Linked DNA regions of Homo sapiens: region 1 is linked to region 2. Evidence: chromatin loops called from intact Hi-C (ENCODE). Cell type or tissue: K562. All regions are shown on one strand. Each heading gives the region's core, and the rest is flanking DNA. Links, peaks and the distances in the headings are about the cores only.

Region 1 (7,765 bases), core at 1,225-6,224, 49 kb before region 2:
AACTAGTACAACCACTATGGAAAACAGTATGGAGATTTCTTAAAGAACAAAATATAGAACTACCATTTGATCCAGCAGTTCCACTACTGGGTATCTACCCAAAGGAAAATAAGTCATATGAAAAAGACACATTCACATGTATAGCAGCACACATTCACACGTATAGCAGCACAAATTGCAATCGCAAAGATATTGAACCAATCTATGTGCTCATCAACCAACGAGTAGAAAAAGCAAATGTGGTATATACACACCATGGAATACTACTCAGCCTTAAAAAGGAATGAAATGATGTCTTTTGCAGCAACCTGGATGGAGCTGGAGATGTTATTCTAGGTGAAGTAACTCAAGAATGGAAAACCAAATATTGTATGTTCTCACTTATAAGTGGGAGCTAAGCTAAGAGGATGAAAAGGCTTAAAAACGATATAATGGACTTTGAGGACTCAAGGTGGAGGGTGAGAGAGGGGTGATGAACAGAAGACTATATATTGGGTACAGTGTACACTGCTTGGATGACTGGTGCACCAAAATCTCAGGAATCACCGCTAAAGAATTTACCCATGTAACCAAAAACCACCTGTATTCCATAAACTGTTGAAATAAAAATAAAATTTATGAAAATGGAAAGCCTTCAAAACCAAAAAATAAAATAAAAATAAGACAAAATTGCATATATTTTCAGGATGAGGAAACTGAACCTCAGAGAAATTAAGTTCTAACCCATGGTCACCACTATGATTGAAGCTTAAACTTTAGGATTTAAGAGCTCTTACCTAGTCTTGAATCATAGTTTTTTCTAAAGCATCATTTTCTGTGTTTTTGTTTTTTCAAAAATTTTATGATAAGAAATTTAACATGAGAACTACCTTCTCAACAAAATTTATGTGTGTGATGCAGTATTAACTATAGGCACAATGTTGTACAATAGATCTCTAGAATTCTTATGTCATACATGATGGCAATTTAGTATCCATTGAATATAAACTCCCATTACCCCTCTCCTCAGCCCCTGGCAGCCCACCATTCTACTCTCTAATCATTGAGAGTATTATAGATATCGCACGTAAGTGGAATCACACAGTGTTTGTCAGTAAAGTCCTCCTGGTTCTACCATGATAACACATATGACAGGGTCTACTCTTTTTAAAGCTGTGTATATACCTCTTATTCGTTTGCCATTAATCTATTAATGCACATTTAGGTTGCTTCCACATTTTGGCCATTGTGAATAATACTGCATTAAACATGGACTACATATATCTTCAAAATCCTGATTTCAAGTATTTTGGATAAATACCCAGATATCGAATTGTAACTGCCAAATGGATTTTTTGCTGACTGCTCCACAGACAAAATCAATTTACTGAGACCACGGCATTGCAGTAAAGAAAAGAATGGAAAAATAAATATCATGTCATCTCATTCATAAGCTGGAGCTAAGCTATGAGGATGAAAATGCATGAGAATAAGCAAAAGAGATGAGGCTTGCCACACCATATGGGAGAGGGAGTTATTACTCAATTCAATCTCCTTGAAGGCTTGAAAGTTAGGTGCTTTTCAAAGATAGTTTGATGGGCAGAGGGCTAGGGTATGGGTGTTGCTGATCAGTTTAGGATGAATCATAGGGATGTGGAAAATGATCCTCATGTGTTGAGTGTGTTTCTGGGTGGGGGCCACATGACTGTTTGAGTCAGAGGTCCAGGTGGGGCCATCCAGCTATCAGATATACAAATATTTGAAAAGAATCTCAAAATGCCAATCTTAGGTTCTACAATAGCTATGTTATCTGCAGGAATAATTGGGGAAGCTGCAAATCTTGTGACTTCCAGGAAAAAATGGCTGGTAATCATTTTACTAGGCCTATATCTTAGCAGAACACAGACTCCTCTCATCCTCTTAACTTGGTGCCTTTGATTAGTTTTACAAAGGTGGTTTAGTTTTTGCAAAGGACTATTATCATTTAAACTATAAACTAAATTTCTCCCGAAGTTATTTGGTCCATGCCCAGAGATGAGCAAAGACAGACAGCCTGTGATGATAGAAGCAAGAAGAAGTCAGTCATGGCAGATTTCTCTTACTGTCATAATTTTGCGAAGGTGGTTTCAGAATTTCAGGATTGTATAGTAATCCTGTTTTTAATGTTTCAAGGAACTTCCATACTATTTTCAATCATGGCTGCACTGTTTTATATTCTTGTCAACAGTACACCAGGGTTCCAATTTCTCCACATTCTTATCAATACTTTTTTTTTTTAAATAATGGCCATAACAGGTGTGTGATGATATCTCATTGTGGTTTTGATCTGCAATAATTAAAATCTCCATATTACCCAAAGGGGTCTTCAGATTTAATGCATTTCCTGCAAAATCCTAGTGCTGGGTTTTACAGAAATAGAAAAAACATCGTAAAAATTATGTGCAATTACAAAAGACTTCAAATAGCCAAAGGAATCTTGAGAAAGAAAAACAAAGCTAGAGGTATTATACTTTTTTATTTCAATGATATTACAAAACTACAGTAATTAAATAGCATGGGACTGGAATAAGGACAGATATATAGACCAACGGAACAGAATAGGGAGCCTGGAAACAATCCCACATGTATATAGTCAAATGATCTTTCACAAGTGTGCCAAGAATACACAATGGGAAATTAAATTGGACCCTTGTCTTATACCATATAAAATAACCAACCCAAAATGGATTAAAAATTTAAACATAAAACCTGAAACTACAATTTCTAGAAGAAAACATAAGGAAAAACTTTAGGACCTTCAGCTTGGCAGTAACTTGTTGGATGTAACATAAAAATACAAGCAATGACATAAAAAGCCAAGTAACAAAACCAAAATTAGACAAGTAGGGCTACGTCAAAGTCAAAATCTTCTGCACAATGAAGAAAACCATCAGCCAAACAAAAAATATTTGTAAATGATATATCTAATAGGGGATTAATATCAAAATATATAAATTCAATAGCCACAATAACAATAATCTTATTTTAAAACTGGCAAAGGACTTGAATACATTTTTTTTCCAAAGAAGACATACAAATGGCCTTCAGATGTATGAAAAGATGTTCAACATCAGTAGTCATCAGGGAAATTCAAATCTGACACATTTTAAACAGAAGCCAAAGAACTCTATTGATTCAATAAGTAGGAGCATGCAGTGCCTTATTCCGGAATCATTTACTTTTTATTATTAAGTAAATCATCATGGTGCTATTTTGAAACAGAAGATAATTGGGGCATATTCCCCTTGGGACATCTCCTTGGATTTCATCAACAGTCAATTACAAAGATATAAACAATCTAAGTTAGCCATATTCATAGAATACCTAAATCTGCATTTGCTGTTCCACAGGTAAGAGAAAATTTCAGATAATTTGAAGAATATTTCGGCAGCTAGAACCTACAATATCAAGAATAACTATGTTTTTTTTTACTAAACTTTTTAGCTGCTAAACACCAAGAACTAAACACTTCAGTTCTGGACTATTACATATGTGAATCAAGTGTATTCATCAAAATATGATTTATTTAGAGTTATGCCTAAGAATTAAAATCCAACACTTACTAGAAAACAATAAAAAATAGAAAATATTGTATTTGTACTTATAGAGATAAATAAGAGTGCTCCTAATAGAGTATATGCTTGTATTTTTCTTATAGATAAAGATAGTTCAAAGGTCATGAATTTACCAATAAATATCAACAAAGGGCAAAAAAACATTTGACTTATTCATTTATCTGGGGTCTTGTATTTTGAAGTAATAAGGAAAACAATCAATACTTATTTTAAATTTATTTTCTGGCTTTATAATCTAGAAGTCACTTCAGATTGCTACTTATTTTATGTTTCTCTAGATTTAATGGCTTAAAAAATACAAATACATCGAGAATCATGTTTTGCTTTACCTTTATTTCCCTGAGGTCAGCAGAGGGGTAAGAGGAAGAGTGTTCCAGTTGCAGAATGAAGCCATTTATGAGGCCATGAAAAAATGCAAAAATTTCATGTACAATGAGAGAAACCTGGGATTGAATCTTGGCTCTGGAAATTGTTAGCTATGAAAGTTGCTATAAAGGTGAAATAAGGTAATGTACAAGAAATGTCTGTTCTTGCAGCAAGTGCTAAATAAATGCCTGTTATTTAGCAAACTTAGTGTTTCGTTATTACATTCACGATATTTAAAGTTTTCTCCCTTCCATTAAAATTTGTTTCATAAAAATAGATTTGCATTAATTTAAAAAGTTGATTCTATATTATTAAATCTTCAAGAATCATAGTGATTTTCTCTTTATAACTCTGAATCTTTGACTATGTGCTAATATTAACTTAATTTTTACCCAATATAACTTATTTTGGCATCTAGTAGAAATGCCTGTCTCACAAGAAATTTGGTTGAAGTATCTTATTTGCACAAAGCAAAATTAAGACAATTGTAATGTAGAAAATGGAATCATGGTAATTTGCATGTTTATTTTTGGCATAAAATGATCAAGTAATTCACAAAACTTCTTCATTCTCCAAAGAATAATTCAGAGACATTTGAATGAGCAGATGAAAAAAATCATAACTGTTCATTGGATTTAATCTTGATAGAATGTAGAACCAACTTAATTCAGCATATTCTATAATCAAAATTATTTTACATATTATATTTTATTAATGCAATTTTCCTTCAATATTTACTCCAATCTTGTGAACAAACTATTAATGTTCTCATTCTATAGACAAGTAGATATAGCAAATCATTTTGCACAATTGCTACAAGTTCTAAAATTCTGGTATTGTATTCCAATGCTCTGTCCCCTGATACAGTCTCTTGTGTATTTGGATGCCCAAAGATTGTTTAAGCCACTCATTTTTGTGTGTTTTAATATTATTTAATATATAAACAGCTTAATACAATTCAGTGGTAAATTAACCAGTAGACCTGATGATTTTAGAAACAGAATAAGTCCAGCCAACTAATGAACGTCCATTTCTTCCATTTGATTCTGCAGTGAGTGGCATGAACACATGGCTGACCAGTTTGTCACTGTCTTCTGATTCACTACTAGAGAATTATGCACTGCTGAATATATGTCGTACAGTATATACAAGAGCACAGTTAACATCCCCTTGAGTCATGGTGTTGTTCATTCTTTTTGTCATAATATGAACTGTAACTTTATGCATATCTTCAAGTTTGTTCTAGATTTCAACATGAAGAATGTCACTGAAGTTACCTTATTTGTACTGAAGGGCTTCACAGACAATCTTGAACTGCAGACTATCTTCTTCTTCCTGTTTCTAGCAATCTACCTCTTCACTCTCATGGGAAATTTAGGACTGATTTTAGTGGTCATTAGGGATTCCCAGCTCCACAAACCCATGTACTATTTTCTGAGTATGTTGTCTTCTGTGGATGCCTGCTATTCCTCAGTTATTACCCCAAATATGTTAGTAGATTTTACGACAAAGAATAAAGTCATTTCATTCCTTGGATGTGTAGCACAGGTGTTTCTTGCTTGTAGTTTTGGAACCACAGAATGCTTTCTCTTGGCTGCAATGGCTTATGATCGCTATGTAGCCATCTACAACCCTCTCCTGTATTCAGTGAGCATGTCACCCAGAGTCTACATGCCACTCATCAATGCTTCCTATGTTGCTGGCATTTTACATGCTACTATACATACAGTGGCTACATTTAGCCTATCCTTCTGTGGAGCCAATGAAATTAGGCGTGTCTTTTGTGATATCCCTCCTCTCCTTGCTATTTCTTATTCTGACACTCACACAAACCAGCTTCTACTCTTCTACTTTGTGGGCTCTATCGAGCTGGTCACTATCCTGATTGTTCTGATCTCCTATGGTTTGATTCTGTTGGCCATTCTGAAGATGTATTCTGCTGAAGGGAGGAGAAAAGTCTTCTCCACATGTGGAGCTCACCTAACTGGAGTGTCAATTTATTATGGGACAATCCTCTTCATGTATGTGAGACCAAGTTCCAGCTATGCTTCGGACCATGACATGATAGTGTCAATATTTTACACCATTGTGATTCCCTTGCTGAATCCCGTCATCTACAGTTTGAGGAACAAAGATGTAAAAGACTCAATGAAAAAAATGTTTGGGAAAAATCAGGTTATCAATAAAGTATATTTTCATACTAAAAAATAAATTATAAAAGGTGAGGGTGATACTCTGCACCTCAATACCAAGAATGTGTCATTGTGGTGTTATGATATATGTTGGTTTCCATCCAGGGTTCCTGGCTCATAATTCCCATAGCCTTTGTTACAGTCTTTTGTTATAATGTTGGGTGTTATACCTCAGGGGCAGGCCTTTTACCTTCTCCTGCCCTCCTTTCACTTGCACCAAGGCTGGGTTCCAATGTCTGCCTTACTGATTGTGAATCTTAAGACTCTCCCATGAGAGAGTCCCACCCTATACCTTCGGGGAGGGAATGCTGATGCCTTGAAGCTTCCATAGAACCTAGGAGGATAGGGTTCAGTGAGCTTCTGGGGAGCAGAACAAATGGAAGTTCCTAGAGGGTGGCATGGTCAGGGAGGGCATGGAAACTCTGCACCCCTTTCCTTATACTTTGCCCTACACATCCCTTCACCAGTGTCCTTTGCAATATCCTTTTCAATAAGCCAGTAATATGTTTCCCTGAGTTTTGTGAGCTGCTTCAGTAATTTAATGAAACCCAAAGAGGGGGTCATGGGAGATCCAACTTGAAGCAGGTTGGTCAAAGTTTCAGAGACCCGAATTTGTGACTGGTGTTGTCAGGGGGCAGTTTTGGGGACTGAACCCTCAACCTATGGGATCTGACACTATCTCTGGGTAGATAGTGTTGCAACTGAATTAGAGGATACCCAGTTGGTGATTACCACGTGGTGTGGGAGGAAGAAATCCCTACCCATTTGATCACAGAAGTCTTCTGTGTTGATGATTGTTGTGGTATGACAGTAGAGGAAAAACCTGGTTAGCAAGAGTTTTCCCTAGACGATAATAAAAATGTTTAATTTATTAGTGTAATCCTGTTTTTTTTCTTGGACGTTTTAAAATAAAGATCATAAGTGACCCTGTACCTATGCTGTTCTTACATGTAGAAAAATCTGTGTCATCTATTTTCTTTATGTATGTATACATATACATATGTTCACGTATACATGTACATACATGCTGATAGTCATTGATATACACAAAAATGCACATTCACAGGCATTTATGTTTGTAACCTTTACTTAAAAATGTGTATTGTTTTCTTTCATCTCCATATAATGAATATTTTGAATATTTTGCTAAAATATGATTAATACATCTAAATCACACTTCAAAAGTATAAATATAGAGCATATCCTCCCACAGAATATTTCTACATAATACATCTGCATTTATTTTCTCCTGTTTGGAGGCTCTGTCCTCTGATATTATGTGATTCCTTACTTCAAAAGTCAAAATTAAGTTATGGTCATTGATATTCATCATATGTGTGTGCAAAATCATGCAAATGAGGACAGCCCCTGTGTGCATATGTGTGGCGTGTGTGTGCTTGTGTGTATGTTTTAGAATAGAAGAGATCTTTAAACACCACTTAAAATCAGAAAGATTGTTTTCATTCTTTAAAAATTGTAAAGTCTGCATGACAAAAAGTACCAAAAATATAATAAAAAACCAAACTACAGACTTGGGAAAATAGATACAATCATTCATTTGTTGAGTTAATTCATAATAAAATTTATAGCACAATGCATAAAATATACATGGAT
Region 2 (7,765 bases), core at 1,661-6,660:
ACAATTAAATAATTGTATACTGTGTGTGATGATATTATCAATTTACAGAAAAGAAAGTTTCATTTGCTCAACCTTCAAGATTTATGGAAAAATACTAAAGTTGGAGATACGAAATTATGTTTTTATATATATACATATAAAATAATTATGTACATATAATTTTCTCCATATTTATGTTTATGTATATGTATGTTTATACACATATATACATATATACACATATATATACTTCTGTATATATATACACACACATATACACTTGTATATATACACATGTATATATACATATACATATTTTTGTCATATTTCTTAGAAGTTAATAATTATTTTTATATTTATTCCCAATATAGGTTCCCTGAATTACTTGAATGGACAAACACAATCTGACAGTAGTGAATGAATTCATTCTAATGGGAATCACGGACATCTCTGAGCTGCAGGCTCCATTATTTGGGTTCTCCCTCATTGTATACATGTTGTCAGTGGTGGGTAACTTAGGCTTGATCATCCTCACAAAGATAGATTCTAGGCTTCAAACACCCATGTACTTTTTCCTAAGGCATCTGGCTTTCATTGATCTTGGTTATTCAACAGCAGTGGGACCCAAAATGCTAGTAAACTTTGTTGTAGATCAACATATAATCTCCTATAATTAGTGTGCTACCCAACTCACTTTCTTCAGTATATTTATCAGTAGTGAAATTTTCATTCTGTCAGCAATGGCCTATGAACGCTATGTGGCCATTTGTAACCCTCTGCTCTATATGATCATCATGTCACAAAGGGCATGTCAAATTCTAGTGGCAATACCTTATCTCTACAGTGTCTTTTTGACTTTGCTGACAGTCACAAAAATGTTTACCTCATCATTTTGTGGCTATAACATCATCAAGCATTTCTACTGTGATAGTCTGCCATTGATATCTTTGCTCTGTTCAGACACAGAAGACATTAAATTGATAATTTTAATCTTTTCAGCTTTTAATTTGATTTCATCTCTTCTGATAGTCCTTGTGTCTTACATTCTGATCCTTGTCGCCGTCCTCAGGATGAATTCTGCAGAAGGCAGGTACAAGGCCTTCTCCACCTGTGGAACTCACCTGACAGTGATAACTGTATTTTATGGCACCTTCTTCTTTATGTATGTTCACCCCAAATCCAGTCATTCACTTGATATTGACAAAATGGCCTCTTTATTTTATACTTTGATAACACCTATGTTGAATCCAATGATCTACAGTTTGAGGAATAAAGAGATAAAAAATGCTCTACGTAGAACCTGGAAAATATGTGCAAATCATCTATTTAAAATTCATTGTAGGTTATGATAACAATAAATTATGCAATAACAAATAGATACTCAAACTAATATTGCTTTACATTTGTATTGTTGCCTCCATGTGATGAGCAAGAATCAGTGTGTGATAAGCACAGAAATAGATAATTTTATTAATTACCTTTAAATAAAAATCTATCACTAACAGATGACTAATTCCTACTCATACTTTAACTATTAATCAATATTCAGTTTTAAGTTCAGCTTAGGTGCCTTTCCTATGTGTTCTCACATAGAAATTGTTTTCCATTAACTTTTTAAAATTAAAGCTAGGGACTGTATATTTTATCAGTATTTTATTCGGAGTGCCTAGTACACTGAAAGGCAGATGTATAAATAGATTCATATGATCAGTAAACATATATTGTCAAGTTAACCAACATTTCTCTTTTTTTATTTTTTATTTTTTATTTTTATTTTTTGAGATGGAGTCTCGCTATATCGCCAGGCTGGAGTGCAGTGGCACGATCTCGGCTCACTGCAACCTCCACCTCCCGGGTTCAAGCGATTCTCCTGCCTCAGCCTCCCAAGTAGCTGAGATTACAGGCACGTGCCACCACTCCCAGCTAACTTTTGTATTTTTAGTAGAGACGGGGTTTCACCATGTTGGCCAGGATGGTCTCCATCTCCTGACCTCATGATCTGCCCTCCTCGGCCTCCCAAAGTGCTGGGATTACAGGAGTGAGCCACTGCACCTGGCCCAACATTTCTCTCTTTATGAAGCCAATAGAAAATGAGTGGAATGACAAGTGAGTTATTTTGTATGATTGACAGTATTGAGTAAAATGAATATATTAGGTTGGTGCAAAAGTAACTGTGGTTTTTGCCATTACTTTAAATAAAGCAAGTAGCCAGGACAATAATTAATTTTTTAATTGAGACTTTCATGGGATTCCTCTGATGAGATAATATTTAAACAAACACCTGAAGAACTGAGTAAGTAGACTGTGTGAATACTTATGGGAAAGCTATTCCAGGGTGAGAGAACTATTAGCATAGCAGTTTTTAAAAAATAATATGACTTTTATTTTGAAAAGCAACAGTCAAAACGTGATTGGACCATAAAATAAAATTAAGAAATAGAAGATACGTTGAAGATTTGTAATGTAGAACTCAACCAAGTAAAACTATACAGGCCTTTATAAATCTTGCATTTTATCTTGATAAATAAGCCACTGTGGGATTTTTAGCTAACAAGTGTTCTGATCTATCTTTGGGTAATGGATAGCTATGACTGCTGCACAAGTTAGAGGTTGCAGAATACTAAGAATGGAAAGTTGAAAGTCCTGTGGAGGGTTAATTATGATACACTCAGAAGTGAACAGAGGCATTGACTGGGGTGGAAGATTCAGGGGATATGAAGTGTTCAGAACTTTGAATTAAAAAAAAAAATCTTTGTATCAATCTAGAGGTAAGAGACTTAAAGATGAAGATTAATGATAAAGAAAAAGAATGAAAAAATATTTACAGAGCTCACCTAAATATATCCTGAATATTCTCTTCTGCTACCAAATAATATGGAGTAATTGAGATGAGATTTTAACTTCCCATTTAAACAAGAAAAAGAAAATGAAAGACAAAATATATGAAACAGTAGCTTTCATGACACAGATGTCAGACAACTAAGGAGAGTTCCCCCTGAGAGACAGAAAACAAAGCAGTTGAATCCTGTGGTATCTTCCCTTTTCTGTCTTATGAGACTAACCAGACCGGACTGCATGAAGGGCAAACCCAAGTGAAGCTCAGAATTCCTGAGTTTAAAAGACAAGTTGAGAGTCTGCTGGTAGCCAGGGTTTGCAGGACAGAGTACCAAAGATAAGAGATCTGCACAATGGACATTGTATCTTTGCAAATAATAATTCTTAATTATTCAAGAGATGACTGATGAGAATATGCAAAATGAAACCACACATAATTGAAGAAACAATCATCCTAAAAATAAAGAGGAGTGTCCAGCACTCAAATAAAGGCAGGGATTGTAACAATTTATTACATACAGACTAGAAAAACTCATAATTCCTGAGGCTATATGTACAGTATTCAAGATCTTATTCCAGTATAAGAAAATAACCAGCCTTAGACCAATTACTGACCTGGACTCACCTGATAAATAATAAAAGTAATATCTAAAAGGATTAAATTGTTTTCAACTAATTGTATCCCACAACAAAGCTTAATAGTATTCATAAAATACAAAATTATCCAGCAAACACCAAGGCACAATTGGTAATATGTGGGATACATTGAATAATTGTCAGGCATACAAAGAATCAGGAAATCATGATCCTTAATGAACAGAATAACCAATCAATTGAAACTAACCAAGAACTGACATGGGTGTTAGAATTATCAAACAAGGGCATTAAAAGTTTTATAAGTGCATGTCATATTTTCAAAAAGGTAAGTAGGAACACAGAGGACACTACAAAATATTGAATTTCCACAGAGAGATGTACAATGTAAAAGATGAAAAGTACGTGGGATTGTATTCATAGCAGATTAGACATCATAGAAGAAAAAAAACAAGTGAACCTGTAGACATACCAATAGAAAATATCCCAAATGAAACACAGAGAATCAAAATATTTTTTTAAAAACAGAGAACAATAAGCTGAACAACTTCAAGAAGCCAAATATACATGTAATTAAACTCCTCAAAGAAGAGGGCCATTAAAATTATTTAAATAAATTATAGGTGAAAGTTTTCCAATTGTTAAAAATTAAAAACCCTCAGATTCAAGAAGATTAAACAATCCCAGGTACAAACAATATGTAGAAAACTAACTGAAGACACATTGTAATCCAATGTGCTATATATATGTACAAATATATATCTATATATATATATACAGACTATATATGGAATGTACAAATATATATAGCACTTTGAATTACAATGTGGAATACTACATGGCTAATACAATATATATGGAATACTATATGAAATATTCTATACATATGTGGAATATTGTATAGCCATAAAAAGAAGAAAATCATGTCTTTTGCAGTAATGTGGATGCAGCTGAAGGCCATTATTCTAAGCATATTAACACAGGAACAGGAAATCAAATAATACATGTTGTCACTTATAAGTGAGAACTAAAGATTGTGTTCAAATAGACATAAAGATGGGTGGGAATGATAGACACTGGGCACTGGGGTACACTAGAGGAGAAGAGAGAGCAAGGTGCAAGGGTTGAAAAGCTACATATTGGGTGCTATGTTCACTACCTGGGTGATGGGATCACTTGTATACCAAACTTCAGTGATACTCAAATTACCCATGTAACAAACCAGCACATGTAGCCCTGAACCCCAAACAAAAGTGGAGAGAAAACAAAACAAAACAAAATAAAAACAAACACAATTTCACACAGCAAGTGATAAATAAAAACCTTAAGCAGTCAAAACACAAACACTTTGTATACAGAGGAATAAGAAAAATAATAACATTTTATTTCATGTAACATCATTGTTCATTTAGCTTCTCCTCAAAAACATTGCAAGTCAAGATACAGCAGAGCAACAGCATCAAAACACTGAAACAGAATAACTGTCACCTAGGATTCTTTACCCAGGGAATACATATTTTGAAAAGGAATGTGAAATAAAGTTATTTCAGACATATCAACACTGAAAGAACCCTTCATGATTAAACTTGCACTAAAAGAAATGATAAATGAAGCCCATCAATCAGAAGGGAAAAAAATACCAGATTGAAATGTGATTCTAGACAAAAGAATGAACAGCACCAGAAGTGACTACATAGTGATTTCAATAATTTAAATCTATGTGAAAGATAATTATTTGTTTAAGAGTAATAAAAATATACAACAAAGCTGTTATAAAGGAGATGGCAGGAGTGGTTAAATACTGTAAAGTTCTTATTTTATATGTGAAGGGATATAATTACACTTGAAAGTAAACTATTACAAGTAAAATATCTATGCCCTAAAACAAACGCTAAAATAACAACCACCACCACCACAACAAAAAGAGTTGTTCTGAATGTTGTATTCTTCCCAAATGTATATGTTGAAATCCTAACCCCCAAGGTGATGGTATTAGAAGGTAGGACCTTTGGGAGAAACGAGATCATGAGAGTAGATTCTCATGAATGAGATTAGTGTCCTTGTGAGAGAGGACTCAGGGAACTTCTTACCTCCTTCCACTATATGAAGACACAGGGAGAAGACACCATCTATGATCCAGAGAGGAAGACCTTACTAGACACCAAATCTACTGGCACCTTGATCTTGGACTTCCCAGCCTCTAGAATTGTATTAAGTAAATTTCTATTGTTTAGGAACCACCCATTTTATGGTAATTTGTTATAGCAACTCTAATAAACAAAGAAAGTTTTTAAGTCCACAATAAAAAGAACAGAAAAAAGGGAAAATAGAACACCAACAACAAATGGCATTCTCTATGTCTTAATTTAGCCATCACAATAGTTCTGTGAGCTAAGTTTTACTAAAAGTTCCATTTTTCAGATGATAAAAATAAAGGTTTAGAAAGGGTAAATAAATTGTCAGAATTCACCAATGTATTAGGTAGTACAAATAGGTTTCAAAGCCAGGTAATCAAATCCAGATTTCATGCTCTCAACAACTACCCTATATTGTCCCTTAATGTCATTTTTGCCTTTGTTGCTGTCATCCTGAGACAACATAGAGCAAAGCTCCACTTTGGCAGGTGTCAGATTGAAAGAAGAGAAATAGCAGAGAGATCAGTTATAAGATGTACATGTTCTGGGGCTCTATGATTTCTATAATTAATAATACTGTATTGTTTACCTGAATTTGATAAGAAAGCACATTTTAAGTATCTTTGCTACATACACATAAACACTCAAAAAAGAAAAGAGGAAACTAAGAGTGGTGATGGATATGTTAATTAATTTGACTGTGTAATCAGTACACAATATATATGTATAGCAAATCATCACATTGTACATCTTGATTTTATGTAATTTTACTTGACAATGAAATATTTAAATATGATAAATGAATAAAGATCATAACCACTTCAAGCATAGAATATTAATTCAATAATCAATCACTACATCAACACACAGAAATATAAGCTAATCAGTGGATTATCAATGCTTGACTTTGTCAAATAGAAACCATCATGAAATGGTTGCAGAGTATAATTTGTGTGGATTAGTAATAAATTTTGGGGGGGATAGGAGCAATAATTAGCATTAAGTAATCAAGAACAGGCTGAAAAAGAAATAAACAAAGGTGTATCAATTTTAATCAATGATTTCTGTCCTAGGAAGTTCATCCACATTTGAAAAAAGATGATTTAGGAAGATCAGAATTTAGAAATTAAAACAAAAACAATTGACTATTGCTAATGCAGGAGGAAGTCAGCTCAGAATAATGTAAAAAACAGATGTCCCTTCCATGAAAAAGAGAAGTGTGTGGAGGAAGTATTTATTTGACATCAACTTCTGCTTCGTGGACCTGAGCAATTTTATGTGAGTTTCATCAATTTCGGAAAGTTAATTTAAGGACAAGACAATGAAAAACATACTGCCTCTGAAATTGTTGAGCTACTTAACTAATAAAAAAAATGACAGTCATCAGTCTCCAACCTCACGTCACTTAAAAAATTTAAACCATCTGCCTTGAGCCATCATTTGTTGAGCAATCTGTTAAATGCATAGGAGAAGCATTTCTAAATGATACAATGGAGAATAGTAGAAACACTCCATGCAATTTTGAAGGATGGGCACCGTTTTATTCTAAGGTGTGACATATGCATAGAATAAGACGGGAAGAACACCTCCTTCCTCACAGATGTACAGTATATTGGATTTTGTTATGATTAATGTAAACATACAAAAGTTACTCACCACAGTGATTAGACAGATCAAGAGGAAAAATATGCAACTCAGAAATATTTATCAACCTCAAGAAAATAGTGTTACTAATCAATCTATGTAGTTTCTCATTGAAAGAGTTCGTGTAAACAATAAAGAATTAATTGAGGAGTTGGGTATGAAAATTAAGTTTTATTATCTTTAGAATAAGAAATGATTTGTGATTCATTAAAATACTTAATGATTTGCCACAGTCTTTATATTCCCAATTGTTCAATTGTATCTGCATATGATTTTTTTTAATTATAGAAAAGTACCACCAGAGTAGAAAGGGTGGGTGGAATGACAAATTGACAAATCCTTAGATTCCCTGGGCAAAGAGTAAACCACTGGAATCCTACGAGGGAGGGAGTTTTCAAAAATCAAGAAACAGGAAGAGCTACATGCAAATTTCCAGTACATGTGAGTGGTACACTTTAGAGCAAGGAAAAGAAAACCCCTCACAAGGGTATGTAGTATTTCTCTCATTCCCCACTGTGTTATATTTGAGCAGAAGTTTACACTGCATTTAAAGTTAGTGTTATTTTTATAAGAGCCTT

The links. Peaks named below come from ENCODE experiments on the same cell type or tissue, not always from the same donor. Only the 100,000 strongest peaks of a DNase experiment are listed, where the experiment ranks them.
Region 1: a loop joins it to region 2, with 4 times the contacts of the local background. A loop is called at or near these places in 2 of 110 quality-filtered maps.

The regions. Positions count from the first base shown.
Region 1 is chr11:56,230,511-56,238,275 of GRCh38, reverse strand. It overlaps OR5T2 (olfactory receptor family 5 subfamily T member 2), which reads left to right and starts at 4,021. Exons shown (of 2, transcript NM_001004746.4): 1 at 4,021-4,099; 2 at 5,012-6,994. The coding sequence starts at 5,214. The coding sequence ends at 6,170. In K562, for the core only: no CTCF peak of the experiment used is centred there; no DNase peak of the experiment used is centred there.
Region 2 is chr11:56,181,891-56,189,655 of GRCh38, reverse strand. It overlaps the pseudogene OR8V1P. Among named protein-coding and RNA genes, the nearest start is that of OR5J2, 9.2 kb to the right of the region's middle. In K562, for the core only: no CTCF peak of the experiment used is centred there; no DNase peak of the experiment used is centred there.